Regions from separate parts of the Homo sapiens genome. Here region 2 is linked to region 1. Evidence: read pairs that join two places in POLR2A ChIA-PET (ENCODE). Cell type or tissue: MCF 10A. All regions are shown on one strand. Links, peaks and the distances in the headings refer to the core of each region. The heading gives the core; the rest is flanking DNA.

The links. Peaks named below come from ENCODE experiments on the same cell type or tissue, not always from the same donor. Only the 100,000 strongest peaks of a DNase experiment are listed, where the experiment ranks them.
Region 2: POLR2A ChIA-PET joins it to region 1 with 6 read pairs; 6 of 35 experiments call an interaction of 5 or more read pairs at or near these places.

What each region holds. Positions count from the first base shown.
Region 1 is chr11:83,021,993-83,030,381 of GRCh38, forward strand. The region is part of intron 1 of RAB30 (RAB30, member RAS oncogene family); the gene reads right to left. Among named protein-coding and RNA genes, the nearest start is that of SNORA70E, 15 kb to the right of the region's middle. In MCF 10A, for the core only: no CTCF peak of the experiment used is centred there; a DNase peak (open chromatin) is centred at 3,449.
Region 2 is chr11:83,171,285-83,179,673 of GRCh38, forward strand. PCF11 (PCF11 cleavage and polyadenylation factor subunit) reads left to right here. Exons shown (of 16, transcript NM_001346413.3): 9 at 534-630; 10 at 5,801-5,920; 11 at 6,430-6,535. Among named protein-coding and RNA genes, the nearest start is that of PCF11-AS1, 12 kb to the right of the region's middle. In MCF 10A, for the core only: no CTCF peak of the experiment used is centred there; no DNase peak of the experiment used is centred there.

The DNA.
Region 1 (8,389 bases), core at 309-8,308:
GCTCAATGCATCATAGGCACTTAATTAAGTACTTCTTGGTTTGATCACAAGTGAAAATCACGGCTGTACGTATGCCTGACAATAGACCAGTGTTTCCTAAATGCTGGTACCAGTTGAACTGCATTAAACTCATCCAAAGAGCTTCTTCTTATTAGGGGTGGGGGTGAAGGGGTGGGAGAGATAGGGAACAGGGCCTTGCTCTGTTGCTCAGGCTGGAATCCAGTAGCACGATCACATGGCCAGTGAAGCCTGGACCTGCCAGGCTCAGGTGATTGTCCCACCTCAGCCTCCCTTGTAGCTGGGACTACAAGCACATGCCACCACACTCAGCTAATTTTTAAATTTTTCTGGAGACATGGTCTCACTATATTGCCCAGGCTGGTCTTGAACTCCTGGCCTCAAGTGATCCTCCTGCCTCAGCTTCCCAAAGTGTTGGTATTACAGGTGTGAGCCACCGCACTTGGTCCAAAGAGCTTCTTAAAAATAAAACTGCTAGATCCCTTCCCTAGATATTCTGATTAAGAAAGTCTGTTCCATTAACTTCCAATAATGGAGAAAGGTCTTCCAATTTTTACTTTAGTATTTTTATTAGATATTTTTGCATTGCTTGAATTTTTAAATAAGTATCCTTTATTTTATAATTTTAAAATAAAGACAACTTTTAAATAAAAAAAAGAATAACTGACCAGAATCAGAAGTGAAATCTAGAATACTACAAAATGTTTCTTTCATTAGTAATGGGCAATTTAAAAAATAATAATAATGAAGTAAAAATACCCCCTGGTCACAACTGGGGAAATATGAACATGGCCTGATATCAGATGATCATTTTGTTTTTTGTTTTAGATACAATTTTATGTTGTATCAAATGTCTTTATTCTTAGAATACACATGCTGAAATGAGAGTTTCAGGTGAAGTGTTATAACATTTGCAACTTTCAAATGGTCCAGCATATATGTATATATGCATATGTATGTATGTGTATATATATATATGTATATATACACATACACACAAACATGAGAAATAAGACAAAATGTTAACAATTGTTTAATTTAGTTGGTGGGTATTTGGGTGTTCAATTTGTTACTCTTTCAAATTCTCAGTATGATTAAAATTTTTCTAATAGTTGGGGGAAAATATTCTCAGTTGATTCTGGTGATAATCTAGCTTGGGAACCACTGCTTTACCCAATAGATTTGTTCCTGAAGTTAGAAAAATAAGAATTCTGAGATACACAACATATAAATGCTCTGAAAGCAATAGTATTTAAAGAAATCTCATGTCACAATCTCCCCATAAAACACTGTCTCCTAATTAATTGTTCATAAACCTACATTTCACATAGGATTTGCTTAAGGTCAGCGCTCAGATAAGGGCAGACTTGAAATGTTGGTTAAGGGAAGAAGAGGCATGCACAAGCACAAAGCCTGAGGGTTGTACTTGACTCTTGTCTGCTCCTGTCTTGCTGATTTACCTGCTGAATATTTATCAAACCAGTCTCCTCCTCTCTTCTACTCGTGCTACTGCCGTGGGTCAGACTTCATCCTATCTCCCCTGCACCAGTGCTGAGAGCCCCAGCTGATGGCCCTGCCTCAGGTCCTACCCAGCTCAGATTCACTTCCACCTTGGCTAATACATATCCAAAACACGTGCTGGCTCATTGCTCTTCTACTGAAAACCCTACAATGGCTTCCCATTTCAAAATCAAGTCCAGAACTCTTCAATCTGTTTATAATATCCTCTCAATTTTGCCAGCCTCAATTCTCACCAAACTCACATTTTATAGCCCAGTAACAGTGAATTCCCCGTGATACGTCTCACCTCCATGCTTCAGCCCATGCATTCTTATTCCACCTTGCTCAGGCATCACTCTCCTTCTGAAAGCTTTCTTGGATTCACCACCTGCCATGCCTTCCCTCCCATCTCCCATACAGAGGTCAGAGTCTCCTATTTGGTTCTCCCACAATACCTCGACAGAGTTTAATCCGTGCAGTTACCCCACTGCTCACAATTATTTACTTATAAGACTATCTACTCCATATCCCGGGGCCTCTTGGGGAAGGACTGGATTTTATTCATCTTTGCAGCCCCAGTACTTACTTCTGCTTTGCCTTTCTGATGCCCCATTTTCTCATCTAGAGAATCAGAAGAATATCACCAACTTGAAAGGTTAGCGTTAAGTTTAAGTATTCAAAGCTTACCACAGGCATACAATAGGCCTTCAGCACATTTGATTTATAAGGTCAGCATCTCTTGTTTTTCGCTTTCCAATTCTGCCCTTCAGGACCAACTTCTTACACTGGCCCTGTGTCCAGCAAGGACACAGCGAGCAAGCTCCCCACCCATCTACATGCCAAAATAGTGAGGGTCTCAAACTCCAGATCTGCCTCAGGCTTCCCCACCCTGCCAGTGCCCTCTGGACTCTAGGATGACTCAACTAAGGAACCAATGCAGTACTGCAAACATTTCTTGAGCAGTTTTATGGAAGGCAATGTCCCTGATGCAGTGGAAAGTGATATAACATGTACAAAAAATGTATGACCTCTTATAGGGTAGGGGAAGGGTGAGGAGACAATTAGACAAGTGAAGGCAGTACAATTCAAAGAAGGAAAACATTGTATATCTCTGGGGGTAGACAGAAAAGCCTTAGAGGAAGTGGCATTTGAACAAGACCACAAAGGATGGATTTAAGCTAAGAGGCTGTTTCCAGAATTGTGTGTGTTCCACAAAACACAACACTGAAATGCTACTGTTACTCAGATGAAAAGTAAATTTAGAAAATGCTGCCTACGATGTACCCCTCTAGGAGATCTGCAATGCACAGTAACAAGCGTGAAGTAAAGAACCCTACTTAACTGTGTTGAACTCAGCATCCCAAGTTTGTTTGACTACTAGTTAATTCCCTATTTCTTTCCTCCTGGAGGAGAGAGTTATAGCATCTTTCAAGATCTGAGGTGTCTTGAAGTAGGAAACCCTATTTAACTCCGTTTAACCGAGCATCCCAAGTTTGTTTGAACGCTAGTAAGTTCCCTATTTCTTTTCCCCTGGAGGAAGATGTATAGCAACTTGGAGAACACACTTTAAGAAACAACAGGTTAAATGTTACCCTTTCAAAGCTATCCATTTGCATTTTACCAGGACTTCACATTGATAATACCTTCATATCTGATTTTTTAACAACAAAATCAGCAATTTTTTAAAATTCTCCTGACATTTTATCAGAAGAGAAAAAGCAATGGAAGATGCTGCAGAACTAAGAAGTTTCTCATTGTGAAGCACAGTGTAGACCATAAGCCTTTTAATCAAACGAAGGAAACAACACATCTCTGACTGAGTCCATTCATTCTTTGTTAGGATGTTTACACTGTTATAGCTGCCCTCACTCCCTCTGCAACCTGCTGACTGTGTAAAAAACACCAGACTTGAAAGCAAAGGGAACAACATTGCATAACAACAAGCCCTCAGGGCATGTTTTGCTCCTTTATATTTACCAAACAGTTGTGCTTGTAAAAGACAAGAAGGAAAGGGGCACTGCAGCTCATCCCCACTCCTGAAATTACAATGCTGAATTATCCAGTCTGAGAGTTAACATGTTTACTGGGAGTGAGGCACTGTGCTCATGATACAAAGAAAAATAACGTATAGCTGTTACTTCACAAGCCAGGACAGATAGGTAAATAAACTGTAATGCAGCAAAGTGCAAGCAAACACTTCTATAATAAGAGGGGAGTACACAGAAGCTGGGACTCCTTACCTTTGCCTGGGCTTAAGGTCAAAAGAGAAGCATGTTAAAATAAGGAAAAACTCCTCTTTGTTCTTAAAAAATTGAAAAGGAGTTTTCCAGGCAAATAAAATATATACATAGGTATAGATAAACAGATATAGATAGATGATATAGATATAGATACAAGGCCAGGCATGGTGACTCACATCTATAATCCCAGCACTTTGGGAAGCCAAGGTGGGAGGATTGCTTGAGCCCAGGAGTTTGAGACCAGCCTAGGAAACATAGTGAGACCCCCATCTCTTCAAGAAAATTAAAAAATTAGCCAGATGTGGTGGTGTGTACCTATAGCCCTAGCTACAAGGGAGACTGAGATGGGAGGATCACTTGAGCCTGGGAGGTTGAGGCCACAGTGACCTCTGATCATGCCACTGCACTCCCACCTAGGCTACACAGCAAGACCCTGTCTCAAAAAAAAGACATAGATATAGATACACATACACACATACATAAAAAAAAATAAGGCCATAGGGCTGAGTAGAATAGGATACGTGATATGATTTGGATATCTGTCCCCTTCAAATCTCATGTTGAAATGTAATTCTCAGTGTTGGAGGTGTGGCCTAGTGTGAGGTGTTTGGATCATGGGATAGATCCATCATGAATGGTTAGCACCATCCCCTTGGTGATGAGTGAATTCTGGCTCCGGTAGTTCATGTGAGATCTGGTTAAGAGTACGGCACCTCTGTCCTCACTCTCTCTTGTTTCCACTCTCACATGTAACATTCTGGCTCCCGGTCACCTTCTGTCATGACTGTAAGCTTTCTGAGGTCTCACCAGAAGCAGAGGCCAGCACCATGCTTCCTGTAAAGCCTGTAAAACTGTGAGCCAGTTAGATTTCCTTTCTTTATAATTTTCCCAGCTTCAAGTATTTCTTTGTAGTAATGCAAAAATGGACTAACAATAGGATAGGGCAAGATTGAAAAGAAAAAAAAGAGCAGCCAATCTGGAGAAGGTGTCACACTGAACTACTGCATCTAATTTCACTTATTCCAAAAACCCCACAAAAATTCAGTAAAGTGCTTTATTTTTATTAAAAAAAACCTTATAAGTACAGAGAAGATAAGACAATGGTGTCAAATTTTGGAAGCTTGGGAAGCAGATGAACAAGTAGTAATTGACTTAGCATACTCAGAAAATGTGGAATTCAGCTGATTTAAACCACAGAATCCTTAAAAAACACAGGAACTGACAGTACCTTGTACTCCTAGAGCAGGCGTATAGGATGCTAGAATAAAGAACACAAGAGAGAAGGCTACTCAAGGAGTTAGATACCTAGATTCCCCCTCCTCATTAACAAAACTCCAAAGGCCTGTCTCTGGGGAGCACAAAACAGAAATATCCAGCATTTGCTTGAAATAATCTGAGGAAGGGGATTGCGGGATACAAAGCAAACTAAAATATCCATCAAGTGAAAACTAGTGAACCTGAATGATGGGTACATGGGAATTCACTGTATTGCCCTCCCTACTTTTGTAAATCTTTAGCATTCCCCATAAAAAAAAAGTAAGAGTGTCTTTGGCCTGGCAGTATCCAGCGTGGATGAGGGGGAAACATATCACAGATAAGGCACTATGTCTACAGAAGGTAGAGTGCAAAGGTTCCCATGTTTCTTCTCCCGAGTACCAAAACATAGTCAGATAGAACCCCACCATCCGAAGAAGAGTGAAAGACTCTTTGCTGGTGAATGTACCCAAGGGAAAACCTGAAGATGGTAACATCAGGGGAGCCCAACAAACAGCCCATCCAGATCACCGTACCGTGAGGCTCAGAGCTAATTATCTCCATTCTGTATTCAGAGTTTCCTGACAGTACTTTTTAAAAAAAGCTTTATGTCACATACCATATAATTCACCCTTTTAAAATATGCAATTTTCTCTAGGAACTAAATGAAAAAAAATAAAATGTACATTTCAATGGTTTTTAGCATATTTACAGAGTTGTACAACCATCACCACAATCAATTTTAGAACATTTTCCATTCCCCCAATGAAAATCCTACACACATTAGTAGTCACTCTGCATTCCCCCCACTCCCCAGCCGCAAGTAACTACTAATCTATTTTTTTGTCTGTATAGATTTGTCCATTCTGGCCATTTCATATAAATGAAATCCTACACTCTGTGGTCTTTTGTGAGTGACTTCTTTCACTTAGCATAATGTCAAGGTCTTGACAGCTTTTTTCCTCCCCCTCTTAATCAGGAGCAACACAGCCAAGGATCACATTTTAGAGTGACATCTTGGGAAAGCCTCTAATAAAGATACAGACCATGGCAAACACAAAAAAAAGTGACTTGAAGGAAACAGATAATATGCAAGGGCGGAAATACCATTAATATTCTCACAAAAATGAAATAAAACTACATCCATGAAACAAAAATAGGATGCTATATAAAGGAAACATAGAGAACAAAAAGAGCTCTTAGACATTGACAACATAATAGCAGACTTTTTTTAAATCTTCAATAAAAGGATTGAATGATAAAATCGAAATCTTCTAAAGAATAAAATCAAAAGACAAAGATATGGAAACAGCAGAGAGAAGTTAAGAATATTCTAAAGGTCCAGTACAGGAGGGGTCCTATATCCAAATAAGAGAAATTCCCAGGAAAGAGCAGAAAAAAGAAAAATCATAACAATATATTCAATAAAATTTCAGAGAACTGAAGGATGCAGGTTGCCAGGTTGAAAGGGCCCAGCACACGAAGCACACTGTGAAACTTCAGAAAACTGCAGACAAAGAGAAGATTTTACAAACTGTCAGAGAGGAGGGAAAGACAAATAGGTTATATATAAAGAATCAGAAATCAGAACCCTTCCAACTTCTCTACAGCAACAATAAAAAGACAATAAAGCAATGCCTTTAAAATCTGAAGGAAAATGATTTTCAACTTAGAGTGCAATACCCAAATAAACTACCAATAAAGCACGAGAATAGAAGAAAGATACTTTAAAGTATACAAGACCCAGAAATTCATATTCCATGCACCGTTTTATAAGAAGCTCCTACTTTGGGAGGCTAAGACAGCAAGATTGCTTAAGCGCAGCAGTTTGGGAGCAGCCTGACCAACATGGCGAGACCCTATCTCCACAAAAAGTGAAAAAGTTAGCCAGGCATGGTGGCATGCACCTGTGGTCCCAGGTACTTGAGAGGATCACTTGAGCCCAAGAGTTCGAGGCTACAATGAGCTGTTTCACTTCACTGCACTCCAGCCTGGGCAACTGAGTGAGACCCTTTCTCAAAAACAAACAAAAAAAAGCTCCTGGAGGATGTCCTTCACTAAGTGGTATAAAAGAAACATCAAGAGATCTAGTCCAAAGACAAGCAACAGAGGACGCCAACATGACTACCACAGGAAGTAGCCAACCAGAATAAAGAAGTATAACTCAAGAGACAGACACATTGAAGACAGCCATCACCAACAACCCCACTGCCATTAAACCCTCTTTTGTGTTGTGTTCAAATATTTTAAATATATGATTATAAAGTTTTCAAATATACATAAAAGCAGACCCCCCAACACCCATTACCAAAGTTCAACACTTACCAAGATTTTGACACGTTAACTTAATCTATCCCTTTCCCCCCCTATTTTTTTCTTTGCTTAAATATTTTATTATTATTATTATTATTATTTTGAGACAGGGTCTCGCTCTGTTGCCCAGGCTGGAGTGCAGTGGTGTCATCATGGCTCACTGCAGCCTCAACCTCTGGGATGCAGCAAACCACCTGCCTCAGTCTCCCAAAGTGCTGGGATTACAGGTATGAACCTTAGCATCCAGGCTGTTTAAATATTTTTAAACAAATTCTACATCATATCATTTTATTCCTATGTACCTCAGAACTCATCTCTATATTATTCATCTTCTTACATTATACTATTATTATCACACCTGAATAAAAGTAACAGTAATTCCTTGATATCATCTCAAAAATTTCTTTTTACACACATCTACATGCATACTTGTAGCAGCACAATTCACAATTGCAAAGATATGGAACCGACCTAAGTGCCCATCAACCAATGAGTGGATAAAGAAAATGTGGTATATATCCACCATAGAATACTACTCAGCCATAAAAAGGAATAGAATAATGTCTTTTGCAGCAACTTGGATTGAGCTGGAAGCCATTATTCTAAGTGAAGTAACTCAGGAATGGAAAACCAGATACCTTGTTTTCTTACTTAAGTGGGAACTAAGCTGTGAGGACACAAAAACAATACAGAGCAATATAATGAAATTTGTGACCTGGGGAAGGAGTGGGCAAGGGGAGTGAGGGATAAAAGACTACATACTGAGTAGGGTGTACACTGTTTGGTTGACAGGTGCACTAAAATCTCAGAATTCACCACTGTAGAATTTATCCATGTAACCAAAAACCACTTATAACCCAAAAGCCATTTAAAAAAATTTTTTTAATGTCTTTTCAATGCCAGGTGTGGTGGCTCATGCTTATAATCCCAGCATTTTGGGAGGCCAAAGCAGGAGGATCGCTTGAGACCAGGAGTTCAAGAGCAGCCTGGGTAACATGGTGAGACCGCATCTCTTCAAAAAAAAAAAAAAATTAGTTGGGTGTGGTGGTATATGCCTGTAGTCC
Region 2 (8,389 bases), core at 170-8,169, 150 kb after region 1:
GCTTACCTGCTTGGTAATTCAGAATGCTAATTAGAACAGGCTTTTGATATCTGTGGAAAAGTGGCAAGGGTTAGGAGTTCTGGCCTCAGTTTTGCTCCTAACTAGCCCTTGTGATTGTGTATAGATCATATTGCATTATGTCAGTTCTTCTATTTGTAAAATAAGGGAAAGCACCAGCAAGGTAAAGTGACTTGTGTAAAGTAACACAGCTAGTTACCTTATATTTGCATGGTATCTTACAGTTTCCTTTTTGGGGGGCTACTTTGCCTCTCTAGTAGGTACCTTAAACTTTTCAAAGAAGTTTTAACCCATTCTCAGTAACTTATACCTCTATGAAACAGATAAGGGAAGGTTTTATTGTTCCTGTTTGTAGAAGACCTAGAAGTGAAGTGATGCAGCCAAGTTATCTTTCTAAATCTTTATTTATAAGCCAGGCCTTGTGACATCTATGAATATTTTTATGTAATTAGGATGTTAAAAGTTTTACTTGAAATATAGAAAGCATGTTCTTAAAATTAAGGTTTTTCTTAAAGGTTCTGAGTGGTGTTGCTCAGCCAGTAGCTTTTGGTCAAGGACAACAGTTTTTACCAGTTCATCCACAAAATCCTGGATTTGTTCAGAATCCTTCAGGTATGTACTTTCTGAACTTTGTTTTTCAAAAGACAAATGATTATTGTTTTGTTGAATAGCTAACTTTGTGAATTTTAGGAAATGACAGTTTTGCAAAGGTATATTTAATTTAGAGAAATTTAATCTGGCTGACATATTTTTGTTCCTTTTCTAAGTTTATTTACATTGTGGATGTGTATTCATAATGACCCTATTTACAGCTAGAGATGGTTAGCGGGGACTTGTAGTCCACTAAACAAAGGGAAGGAAACCTATTGGGTGGAAACTGGGAGTGGGAGGGAAGGTATGACATTTGTGTTGAGATAGAATGAAATAAATGACAGACCTTAGAAATCTCAGTGAATACTGAGGATACTGCATTAATAAAGTTGATTAATTTTTATGTTTTTGTGGGCACTCAAATAGCAAAAAGCGGCTTTCCTAGCCAGGTTCACTGATAAGCATCTTTGTTACTATGGGGTGATGCTTAGTACTAGATAAAAGGACTTTTAAAATGGATTTTAGTTTTATTTATTTATTTATTTATGAGGCAGAATCTTGCTCTCTTACCCAGTCTGGAGTGCAGTAGTGTCATATTGCCTCACTGCAGCCTCTGCCTCCGGGGTTCAAGCGATTCTCCTGTCTCAGCCTCCCAAGTAGCTGGGACTACAGGCGTGTGCCACCAGACTGGGCTAACTTTTGTATTTTTACGGGGTTTCACCATCTTGGCCAGGCTGGTCTCGAGCTCCTGACCTCAAGTGATCTGCCCACCTCAGCCTCCCAAAGTGCTGAGATGGCAGGTGTGAGCCACCATGCCCGGCAAAATGAATTTTAGTTTTAATATGTGGTAATAGGGAAGTACATACATTAGTGATACTTGCTTTCATTTCTGAATCATTGAAACAGCTGTTTCAGAAACATGCTTTACTGTAGTATTGAGTTAATCAGTTTACAATAAATTTATGGAGTTTTCCAAAACTTCTGAAGTAATTAGGAAATCCTAGCCAAGCTCTTTTTTATACATTAGTCCTTAAATTGTGTCAAGAAATTCAATGAATTTGGAAGCTTTTAAGTTTTAATTTCTACATGGACAATTATGACTAATTAATATTTGTTATTATTATTATTTTGTTACTATAATGAAAAGAGAAGGAAAGAATTTGGGATCTAAAGCCCAGAAGACCAGGGTTGGAATCTCTACTATGTTACTTTATAAATGCGCAGGCTTTAAGCAAGTATCTCCCCTGAGGTTCAGTTTTTTCCCTCTGTAAACAGCATATGGGCCGGGCATGGTGGCTCACGCCTATAATCCCAGCACTCTGGGAGGACGAGGCAGGTGGATCACAAGGTCAAGAGATGGAGACCATCCTGGCCAACATGGTGAAACCTCGTCTCTACTAAAAATACAAAAATTAGCTGGGTGTGGTGGTGCATGCCTGTAGTCCCAGCTACTCAGGAGACTGAGGCAGGAGAATCGCTTGAACCCAGGAGGTGGAGGTTGCAGTGAGCCAAGATCAGGCCACTGCACTTAGGCCTGGTGACAGAGTGAGACTCCGTCTCAGAAAAAAAACCAAAAACCAAAAAAAAAACATGATATGGTAGTATCAGTATTTGTCTGTTTTGTTGTTGTTTTTTTTTTTTTAGAGAATCAAATGATATAGTATATGCAAAAGTACTTTGTAACTTGTAACTTGTCAAGTGCTATATTAATGTATTTTCCTTTAGAACTCAGTTTTTATTGTTGAGCAGAGGATTTGTTATATTGGGGTTAGTGGCATGAGATGCTCTACAGAAACTACAAATTTTCTTGTTTCTTTCTTTCTTTCTTTTTTTTTTTTTTTTTTTTTTTTTTTTGAGACGAGTCTTGCTCTTGTCACCCAGGCTGGAGTGCAGTGGCATGATCTCAGCTCACTGCAACCTCTGCCTCCTGAATTCAAGCAGTTCTCCCGGGCTCAGCCTCCCCAGTAGCTGGGACTACAGGCACATGCCACTACACCTGGCTAATTTTTGTATTTTTAATAGAGGCAGAGTTTCACCATATTGGTCAGGGTGGCTTGAATCCTGACCTCAGGTGATCCACCTGCCTTGACCTCCCAAAGTGCTGGGACTACAGGTATGAGCCACTGTGCCCAGCCTTGTTTTGCTTTTACAACCTTGGGTTATATGTGTATGTGTACAGGACATAGCAGTGTCACAGAGGAAATCATAATTATTCCCCTTGTTAGGGGGTATTGAATGGGACATTAGGTGTGTCTTCATTCTTCAAGTTCTTCTTACTCTTAAAAGATGTGTCAACAGTTTTCAGTGTGCTATATTTAGCTTCTCTCAAGGTTCCTTCTCTAATTTGAAAGTGTAAACATCCCTTTTCTAGTAGGAAATATACCCATGTTCATTTTTCAGACATATATTAGTCATCTGCTGTATGCTAGGCAGTATGCTAGGATGAATTTAATAAGGTTCATCCTTCAAAGACCTTTATTTTTATTTTTAAAGTTTTTTTTTTTTTTTTAAAGAGGGTGCTCACTATGTAGCCCAGGCTGGTCTCAAACACCTGAACTCAAGCAATCCTCCCACCTCGGCCTCCCAAAGTGTTGGGTTTATAGGCATGAGCCACCACACTCGGCCTCAAAGAGCTTTATAATATAGAAAGGCTATTGATTTTTTTTTTTTGGTTTAACAAAAAACACATAATAATGCCAAACACCTCAGTTCCTTAGAAATATTAATTCATTTAACCTCATATCAATCTTAGGTAGGAACTATTATTACCCTTTTTACAGGCACGGGAAACTGAGGCATAGATAAGGAACTTGATTATGTCACACAACTAGAAAGTGGAATTTCTGGTTAAAATCCCTGGAGTCTGGTTCCACAGTTTATGCTGTTGGTTACTAGACTTGGCTGCCCTCAGACATCTGAATAGCTAATTGTGCATCTTAGGCATATAAATAGCTAATTTAAAGGAAAGTAAAGGTTAAACTAGTGAGTTAAATGTTACTGTAATTGATTATTGAAGTTGATCTCTTCATTCATGTATTCAGACATTTAGTTTGAACAGACATTAATTAGCCTACGATATATAAGGCAGTATGATAAATGTATACAGTGGTTAAGGGTAGGGATTATCTGTATGTGGATGCAAATTGAATTTCTGCCATTAAGAGGAATTTTTAGTGGTTCAGAACTTTTCTGTATAGGTGTAGTGAGATGCATCATAGTGACATACAAATACATTAAAATATTGTTTTCTTTTTTTTGAGATAGGGTCTTCTTGCTCTTTTGTCCAGGCTGGAGTACAGTGGGGTGATCTTGGCTCACTGCAACCTCCTCCCAGTTTCAAACGATTCTCATGCCTCAGCCTTCTGAGTAGCTGGATTACAGGCATGGGCTACCACAACCGGCTAATTTTTGTATTTTTTAGTAGAGACGGGGTTTCACCATATTGGCCAGGCTGGTCTCAAACTCCTGACCTCAGGTGATCCACCTGCATCACCCTCCCAAAGTGCTGGGATTACAGGTGTGAGCCGCTGCACCTGGCCTAAAATATTGTTTTCATAGTTAAAGAATCACAATTATGGCCGGGCACTGTAGCTCACACCTGTAATCCCAGCACTTTTGGGAGGCTAAGGCAGGCAGATCATGGAGTCAGGAGATCAGGACCATCCTGGCTAACACGGTGAAACCCCGTCTCTACTAAAAATACAAAAAGAAATTAGCTGGGTGTGGTGGCACGCACCTGTAGTCCAGCTGCTCTGGAGGCTGAGGCAGGAGAACGGTGTGAACCCAGGAGGTGGAGCTTGCAGTGAGCTGAGATCGTGCCCCTGCACTCCAGCCTGGGCAACAGAGTGAGACTCTGTCTCAAAACAAAAACAAAAACAAAAAAAGAATCACAATTATTAGAATAGTGCTTGGAAAAATATGAGACTGGAATGATTCCTCACCAATGAGGATTCCTTATCAAGCAGAACAAGATTGTTAGGCTTATCTTATTTATTCAAGTTATTGAAGCTTTAGTAACCATGACACCTTTTCAGCAATAGCTTGAGCTGCTTTGCAAGGGCAGTATGCTTTTTAGCAAAGGTCATAGGAGCAGGTATACTCTGAGCCATCTGATTCATCTCCCTGTTTCAGTTTTCCTGTTACGTCAGGGAGCATTGAGGTCAGGAGTACTTCCACTTAGGCTTAGTGCTAAGGGGTAATAAACTATTTCATCTATATAAAACTACTTTTTCCAGTGTACTTAGAAGATGAGGAAGAGAGATTAGAAAGGTGGAAAGTTGGAGATGGGGTGGTGCTGCATTGCTTGGGAGAAGGGAGCATAAAGGGTCATTATTTTCAGTGTTGTCAGCATTTGTTTTAGAATATATTCTCAACTCCAGTGTGGTGATTCCTCAAGCATCTAGAACTAGAAATACTATTTGACCCAGCAATCCCATTACTGGGTATATACCCAAAGGATTATAAATCATGCTTTTATAAAGACACGTGCACACATATGTTTATTGTGGCACTATTCACAATAGCAAAGACTTGGAACCAACCCAAATGTCCATCAATGATAGACTGGATTAAGAAAGTGTGGCACATATACACCATGGAGTACTTTGCAGCCATAAAAAAGGATGAGTTCATGTCCTTTGCAGGGACATGGATGAAGCAGGAAACCATCATTCTAAGCAAACTATCACAAGGGCAGAAAAACAAACACCGCATGTTCTCACTTGTAGGTAGGAATTGAACAATGGGAACACTTGGACACAGGGCAGGGAACATCACACACCAGGCACAGTCGGGGGGTGGGGGGTCTGGGGGAGGGATAGCATTAGGAGAAATACCTAATGTAAATGACGAGTTGATTGGTGCAGCAAATCAACATGGCACATGTATACCTATGTAACAAACCTGCACGTTGTGCACATGTACCCTAGAACTTAAAAGTATAATAAAAAAACAAAAAAAAAAGAAGGAAAAAAGAATATATTCTCAAGTCATGCTGACTTGTAGACCTAAATGAAAAGATAATCTTAGGGGCTTTTGAAATTAAACTTATTAATAAATTAGATTTTGTCAAATTTACTGTTGGCAGGACATCTTGAAGAAAACTTTGAAAAATGCTTAGTATAATTTGCATCTTTAAGTTCTACATTCACTTCAAAAGTGGTTTTTTTTCTTTCTTTCTTTTTTTTGTTAGGAGCCCTCCCTAAGGCATATCCTGATAATCATCTCAGTCAGGTGGATGTAAATGAATTGTTTTCAAAATTGCTAAAAACAGGAATTCTCAAATTGTCCCAAACTGATTCAGCTACAACACGTAAGTGTGATTTTATACTTAAATTTACACAAAGCTTCATTAAGTTTTTGAGATGTATGATGTAATATAATGATATAAGTTATGATAAAGGTCCTTACAATAATTGAATTCCTAGGTATAGCTTTTATTTTTGATTTTCGGTTTATAATGAAATTCTTTTAGATTTCCTAAGATTGAACTACCTTATAGTGGACATGTGTTTCAGTTAACTAACATACCTAATGTGCAGGCTTTTTACCAGTAATTGTATGTTAGATTAACTTTTGAAAAGGTTTTGAATATTAATGAAATAAATGACTTTTATTATAGATGACTTTTAAGAAATCAGAGTTAACATCACATATCAAAATAAAAAATTGTATTAGGTTCCTTGGCCAGTAAACTTGAGATCAGAAGCACTGAATGGACTAGGTGGATTTCTCTATTTGCTTATAATACTATAGTGTTCCTCTGTAGAGAATACATGGAGAATGGTATTAAGAAATTTGTATGTCTCTTCTTAATTGAAGAAGTAAGTGAAGTAACTGCTCAGCCTCCCCCTGAAGAGGAGGAAGATCAAAATGAAGATCAAGATGTTCCAGATCTTACTAATTTTACAGTTGAAGAATTGAAACAGTATGTAATCTAATTTTCTTTAAGATAAAGAGGCAGTGACTTTAATAACACTGTTATAGTGGACATTGTTACTATTAGTGCTTTCCCTTTCCCTTTATCCCTTTTACTGTTTTAACATTTAGGAAGTCTTTTTTTTTTTTTAATGTGGTAAAATATACATAACATAGTCTTTGGGAAGCCTATTTTTAAATCGTCTTTTAAAATATGTCTGCTGTACAAGTACTTGGGCCAAAGGCCACCCCCAAAAGTCTTACTCTGCTGCCCAGGCTGGAGTTCAGTGGCGTGATCCTGACTCACTGCAACCTCTGCCTCCCAGGTTCAAGTGATTCTCCTGGGATTACAGGTGTGCACCACCATACCCAGCTAATTTTTGTATTTTTAGTAGAGATGGGGTTTCACCACGTTGGCCAGGCTAGTCTCGAACTCCTAACCTCCAGTGATCCACCTGCCTTGGCCTCCCAAAGTGCTGGGATTACAGGTGTGAGCCACCACACCTGGTCCCTCAAAATTTTCATTTTTTAATCTGTGATACAGAAAACTTAGGGAGTTTAAATATTAGGTATTGATAATTCATGTATTCCTGTTTAGTTTCATTTTCTGTGTATCATCATTTTTTCTGTATTGATATTCTTAACATTTTTGAGGTTCAGAAATGAGATTTTCATAGTTCAGCATTTACAATTAAAAAAAAATCGGCTGGGCGCGGTGGCTCACTCCTGTAATCCCAGCACTTTGTAAGGCCGAGGCAGGTGGATCACGAGGTCAGGAGATCGAGACCATCCTGGCTAACAAGACCATCCTGGCTAACATGGTGAAACCCCGTCTCTACTAAAAATACAAAAAATTAGCCGGGCGCAGTGGCGGGTGCCTGTAGTCCCAGCTACTCGGGAGGCTGAGGCAGGAGAATGGTGTGAACCCGGGAGGCGGAGCTTGCAGTGAGCCGAGATAACGCCACTGCACTCCAGCCTGGGCGAAAGAGCGAGACTGTGTCTCAAAAAAAAAAAAAAATCTATTTTTCATTTTATAAGTAATGTTAATTGTGGAAAATTAGAACATACTATAAATAAAATCAAGAAAACGTACAACTCTCACTTTATGGATAACAACTGTTAACATTTGGTGCATATCTTTTCATAATTTTCTATTGTATTATAAAAAACATTTAAAGATTTTTCTAGTGAATAAATTCATTAATCCTGTGAGTACTTTATAAAAAATAAAATAGTGAATGAGTTTTTCACTCTTAAAATCATTTTTTAAATTTGAATTAGATACTATAATGTAAAATCCTTTTTTTTTTCAAAGTAATACTTTCACATAAAGGCTTTTAATAAAAGATGGCATCCCTTTCTCCTTCACCCAACACTGTACCCTAGAGGCAATCATTTTATTTTTTTAACTTTTCAAACTATTTTTTCTGCCATTTACCTCTTTTTCCTTTTTTTTTTGAGACAGAGTCTCACTCTGTCACCCAGGCTAGAGTGCAGTGGCCCTGTCTTGGCTCATTGCAACCTCCGCCTCCCAGGTTCAAGTGATTCTCCTGCCGCAGCCTCCTGAGTAGCTAAGATTATAGGCACCCATCACCACGCCCAGCTAATTTTTGTATTTTTAGTAGAGATGGGGTTTCATCATGTTGTCCAGGCTGTTCTCGAACTCCTGGGCTCAAGTCATCTGCCCGCCTCGGCCTTCCAAAATGCTGGGATTACAGGTTTGAGCCACCTATTTCTTATAATACACATAATTTTCTGTTTCTTGATTTACCACATCTGGACATAATCTCTTAACTTTCTGAAAGTGATTTAGGCTGGGCGCAGTGGCTCATGCCTGTAATCCCAGCACTTTGGGAGGCTGAGG